2 separate regions of the Mus musculus genome follow, and region 1 is linked to region 2. The links are chromatin loops, found by intact Hi-C in ENCODE. Cell type or tissue: gastrocnemius. All regions are shown on one strand. Each heading gives the region's core, and the rest is flanking DNA. Links, peaks and the distances in the headings are about the cores only. Region 1 holds the start of Tpm4 (tropomyosin 4). Region 2 holds the start of Zfp882 (zinc finger protein 882).

Region 1 (2,912 bases), core at 102-2,601, 230 kb before region 2:
TGCCATTTGCTAAAAAGAACCTTGTGCCCATCTGCAGTCGGTGGAGCTTTTAGTTGTTGGTTTTTTGTTTTGTTTTGTTTTTTTGTTTTTTTTTTTTTTGTTATGGTTTCACGAAGTCCAAGTTGGCCTCTAACTACATAGTCTGGCCCTAATTTCTGACTGCCCTGCCTTAATCTCTCAAGTGCAGGCTCTACTTCATCCAGTTCACCCAGTCCTGCAGAAGGGACCCAGGACTTTGTGCATACTAAGCAAGTATCCCACCATTCAATGACAACCCCACAGCCTCTAAGTAGCCTGGGCTGCAGGGGGCTCAAGGCCACACCCAACATAGTAATCACTTTCACAGTCACATTGAGTTTCCACATTCATGAGTTGTCTCAAAGAAAAGGAAAAGAACTTAGACTGAAGAGGCACACTTTGATCTTGGCATATTTTCAACTGTTTAAAACAGAAAGAGCTCTAGTTCACATCCATGCATTCATTCACACACACACACACACACACACACACACACATCCTAAGTCATCTTGAGCTCCGCCCCTTCCTGCAATCAAAGCCTTCCACCGGCTACAAAGGGTTTCCCTTATAAGGTAAAAGAGGCTTGCTAGATACTTGTGGCCAAGCAACAGGAAGACGTCGGTTAATCACACAAAAATCTAAATGAAACCAGCTGTTGGGACACAAGCCCAGAAATCAGCTACACACACCCCAACCCCATTTCTAGTCTGGGTGTTTCTGGCCCGGAATCAACTTGAGATGTCTTTCTACAACCAAAAGAAGCATGCTTTCCCACATGAACTTTTAAAGCAGCTCAGAGTTTTCCAAAAGGCATCCCCCGCACTCCACCCTTGGGCCGCCAAATTCCTGGCTTGGCTGGAGTCTCGAGGCCATTTTGGAGATGTCTAGGGTGGGACGGGCGTATGAGAAGCCGTAACAGCTACTGTGCAGAGCTTCCGCCCGGTTCTGAGGCTTTCTCCAGCCCGAGCGGTCCTTGAGGGATTCAAGGCTTCTACCCAGGCCAGGCTGTCGCCCAGGCAGTCTTGGGAGGAGTCCAGGCGGTACCTGCACTGCCAACTCCACCTAGCCTTTCAGTTTCTAGGGTCCCCGCCCTGAGTTCCCACACTACGGCTTCAGGAGACCTGGGCAATCACACAACACTTCTTCCCTTGTCTGTGAGTCTCCTTCGCTAGCAAACACCGCCCTACTACTCAGGCAAGGGGCTCTCCTTGCCCCGGAAACGTCTGGAATGCCTCTCCCTAGTCTTTTCTTTCTACCCACCTGTAGCAGACTTTTGGGAGACACGAATCGAACGCTTTGTGGGTGCCAGAGCTGGGCTTAGAACCCAGACCCATCTCTGGCCCCGGGCTTGACCCAGGGATGAAGAGGAGGCGCGGAGGCCTTTCCTCTTTCCGAACTATTCATGCACCCCGGTCCCTGAACTCTCAGGGAAGGCGCATACAGTGGGCGCTCCGGCGTCGGGCAGGCCCCCTAGTGGATATTACCTGGGGCTAGGGGGACACAGGGTGATGGTGGTGGTGGTGGGTGTCCTGCAGGCCAGCGTCCAAATTCTCCTGTCCCCACCCCGCCCTCAGCGGACGTGTCGCGGCCGCACCCTAAGGACGTGCCGGGAAAGTTCGGGCGCGAAGAAGCAAAAGCGCGCACCGCCCCCGCCCCCACCTTGGTCAGCCGCAGACAATGGGAGCGCGGTATTTGCCCCACTACTCCGGAGTGCCCCGCGCAGGACTGTCCCCCCCGCAACCTCCCAGTTCCTGCCCCGCCAGCGTACGGGGCTCCAGGATCCAAGGGTATGGATGATCAAGGCGGAGGGGAGACGGAGGAAGGGGGAGCTAGAAGCATGCGGAGCTGGGAAGAAAAGAGGGCGCCAGGGAGCACTGCGGGCCCGGAAGCGCGCGGGACGAAAAGTGGGATCGGGCGGGGGTCGCGGACGGCGCGGGTCCTGGTCTCTCACTTTCTCGCGCCGCTCGCGCTCGCCATCCAGTTCGCGCTGCAGGCCTTGCGCGCGATCCTCTGCGTCGTCTGCCTGCTGCTGCAGGGCCTGGATCTTGCGCTTCACTGCCTCCAGTGAGTTGAGGCCGGCCATAGCTCAATCGTTCTGCTGGGCTCCGGCGACAGCTGGGCGGCCGCGCCCGGGCCCGCCAGCCTTGGCCACGCCGGGGCCGCCCCCGCCTCTCCCCGCCCCCCGGCCCTGCTGTCAGGCCCATGAGGTCACCCGGGCCGGCCGCGACGTCAGCACCGGGCGGGGGGTGGGTGGGAGGGGGTGGCTGACGTCGGTGCAGCTAGCCGCCTTTGCCCTGTGGGCTCCTCGTCCTCCCTCACTGCCCGCCCCGCCTGGCCCAGCGGCCGCGCACTTACCTGGGAGCCTTTATTCTCCGTCTGCTTTAGAGTCTTCTTTAAGTCTGTCAGGTCCTCGGAGTGCCTGTCCAGTTCGTCCTCCACGCATTTCAGTTTCTTCTGGAACTACGTCAGCTGCTCTTTCACCTGGGGACACAGAAGATAATGAGTCAGCCTAATGGTCCATTGCCCGGAGTTTGGGAGGCTGAGGCAGAAGGACTGGGAGTTTAAGGCCCTGCAAATGAACAAAGTCTTTATGAGCTGATGAGATGGCTCCATGGGTAGAGGTGCTTGCCACCAAGCCTAATGCCCAGAGTCCATTAATCTCACACATGCGCCCACATTAATGTAGAAAGTAAAAGGTTTATATAAAGAAGGTCTCATTCAGAGGACACAAGTTTGTGAAAGTAAAAAGTGTATATAGACAAGGTCTTGTACAGAGGACTCAGGTTGATTCCCAGCTCCTGTTCCAGGGGAGCCAACATTCTCTGCTTCCATGACCCCTTAGCATAGGCATGCATGCATGCAAAACACCCTCACATAAAATATAAAATACTCCC
Region 2 (2,912 bases), core at 115-2,614:
TAAAGAGAAAGAAAGAGAGGATTTGGAGTTGGGTGGGCAGAGAGGTGGAGAGATTGGGGAGGAGTTGGGGAGAGGAAAAGTGTAATCAGAATATATTGTGTGAATTTTTTTTCAATTAAAAAAAATAAAGAAATTAAACACGACACTAGAAAAGACTACCATGATCATGGATTAGGAGAATCAATATTGCTAAAATAATTCAAAGTTGTAATTCAGATTCAATGAAATTTCCATTAAATAATCACATTTTACACACAACTAGCAACAGTTCTTAAAATTGCTATGACAGTGCAACAGACCCGGGGGGAGCCCAAGATATCCTCAGCAAAAAAAGAGCACACTGTGCAGATCTGTAATGAAAATAAACAGAACAGAACAGAACAGAACAGAACAGAACAGAACGAAGCAAAACCCGACAGAGTAGTGTCATAAATATTGATGTACAGTCCATTGGAAAAGAGAAAATAAAAATAAGCCCATACGTTCAGCCAACTGATTCTCAACAAAGGTGCCAAAAATATATACCAGAGAAAGCACCAATAAAATAATGGTGTTAATGCTGGATTTCTACATGATGTTTGAAACTAGACTCTGATCCTAGAGAAAAACCAATTCACAAATTGTTCACTTGTTGCCTGAAAATGACTGGCTGCTCAGAAAAGACAAAACACTATTAAGCACGATCAAACCCGTACCTTAATACTGTTGACATATCCCTCCAAGCAAAGCCCTTCTCTTCTAGCCACCGCTTGACACGTTTCACACTTTTTATCTCGGGCCTTCTCCCTATTTCTAACAGTCCTTTCAAATAAAGTCATGTCTCAGCATTAAAGAAGTTGAATCCCTACAAACCGCCCAACTGCATCACAGATGGCCACACTCCTTGCACCCCCATGTTGCTCACGGGGACCTGTGGATCGCCCGGTCCAGTGAGTTTGGCAATGTGGGGACGGGCCTGGGAACCGAGGGATTTCAATTGTCAATCAAGCAGCAACAACAAAAGCATTTGGATGGAGAAGACATTCAAGGATTCCAGAATCCGCTTCCCATGGACCGGAAAGACTGGGAAATCAGGTTCTACTAGGCAAAACAAAGCAGCGGCACATCGCCCCCGCGCGGCTCCCGTACCGCCAACACAGCTGGCCGCGCAGTCCAGGAGTCGCGCGCGCAGCTGCAGTCTTTGCCGTGGTTCCCGTACCGAGGGACTCGCCTGCATTCCCCGCATCCCCGATGCTCACCATAGCTGAGCTCCGGACCTCAAGCAGCCTCACGCGGCTCCAGGGTGGAGCGGCCTGAGGTCCAGCGACCCCAAACTCCCTCAGCGGACTGGACTGAGAGAGCAGTGACAATGGCGTTGCCAGGAAGAAAGATGGCGGGTGAAGAACTTCCGCTCTGTTCTCCGGGCCTCCAGCGACCTGACTCTGATACTGGGTTTGACGGTCATGAGAAACCTGAAGCTGAACAGTTTGGCACTCAACTGAGAACAGAGTCGCAACTATGGTAGCACCAGAAAGAAAGATGGCGGTGATGCTCTTCCGCTTTGCCTGACCCCAGTCTTGATTGGATCACTTATCTCATAACTGTTTTGGGGAGGGTCAATGTTACACTGCAGGGTAGAACAATACAGCACTCCCTGAGCTGACCGTACAGTTTAGCGACTTTGGCACCAGAAAGAAAAATGGAGTTAAGGAACTTCCCACTGGTGCTCTTGACCCATACACAGAGCCCCTTGTGATGTTGTATGTTGTCAAAAGACCCTTACAAAGACCACAGAGACCGCCATCGTTGCAAAACGCATGAGGATTTTACTTGTCCAACATGTTGGGGAACACCCTCTCAGCACCAGGCCAGAGGAGAGATCCAGAACAAAGGAACACACTTTTTATTACCTTTGTAAGGGCCGGATCTAGGCACCAGGGTAGTTTGGCTTATTTTAATTGGTGTAGCCAATAACCTTTTTGGACATTGGTTGATTTGTATAGGGTGACTCTCATTTTGTCTGTCCTTGTGGTTTTTAGTGTAAGGCAGGGCAGGGGCATTGTTAATCTTGTTCTGGCAGCTGTAAGCTTAGTCATTTTGACCGTTAAAACTATGTTTCTATATTTGTTTAGCCAGCCAGCTTCTTTATCTGGCTCTGTACTTGGCCTGGTAGTACAGTTTGGAAAGTCCTTTTGAAGGGGGAAGGTACTAGGTAGTCTTGAATTTATTTTGGATATTACAGTGACACGATAAAGAATCCTTACCTAACTGGAACGAAAACAAGCACTCCAGAGTTAGCCATTTCCAGAACTGTCTAGTTTAAAATAAAAATGAGTGAATGAATGAATGAATGAATGAATAAATAGTGCAGAATTCTGTCAGACCTTCAAAGAGGAGCTAATACCAATTCTCTTCCACAAAATAGAAACAGAAGGAACACTACCTACTTCATTCTATGAAGCCACAGTTATGTTGATACCAAAACCACACAATGACTCAACAAGAAAGAGAACTTTAGACCAATTTCCCTTATGAATATTGATGTAAAAATACTCAATAAAATTCTTGCAAACTGAGTCCAAGAACACATCAAAACAATAACTCACCATGATCAAGTAGGCTTCATCCCAGGGATGCAGGGATGGTTCAACATGTGAAAATCCATCAATGTAATCCACTATATAAACAAAACTCAAAGAAAAAAAAAACACATGATGATCTCATTAGATGCTGAAAAAGCACTCAAGAAAATACAACACCTGTTCATGTTAAAAGTCTTGGAAAGATCAGGAATTCAAGGCCCATACCTAAACATAGTAAAAGCAGTATATAGCAAACCAATAGCCGACATCAAACTAAATGGAGAGAAACTTGAAGCAATCCCAGTAAAATCAGGAACTAGACAAGACTGTCCACTCTCTCCTTATCTATTC

Evidence for each region. A loop is a pair of places that touch in the nucleus more often than their neighbours do. Peaks named below come from ENCODE experiments on the same cell type or tissue, not always from the same donor. Only the 100,000 strongest peaks of a DNase experiment are listed, where the experiment ranks them.
Region 1: a loop joins it to region 2, with 3 times the contacts of the local background. A loop is called at or near these places in 2 of 42 quality-filtered maps.

What each region holds. Positions count from the first base shown.
Region 1 is chr8:72,134,511-72,137,422 of GRCm38, reverse strand. Tpm4 (tropomyosin 4) reads right to left here and starts at 2,135. Exons shown (of 8, transcript NM_001001491.2): 1 at 1,970-2,135. The coding sequence starts at 2,101. In gastrocnemius, for the core only: a CTCF peak has its summit at 1,478; DNase peaks (open chromatin) are centred at 615, 1,012, 1,630 and 2,161; H3K4me3 peaks cover 2,500 bases; H3K27ac peaks cover 2,500 bases.
Region 2 is chr8:71,907,065-71,909,976 of GRCm38, reverse strand. Zfp882 (zinc finger protein 882) reads right to left here and starts at 1,371. Exons shown (of 3, transcript NM_001166645.1): 1 at 1,239-1,371. The coding sequence starts at 1,241. In gastrocnemius, for the core only: a CTCF peak has its summit at 1,121; a DNase peak (open chromatin) is centred at 1,354; H3K4me3 peaks cover 1,721 bases; H3K27ac peaks cover 1,601 bases.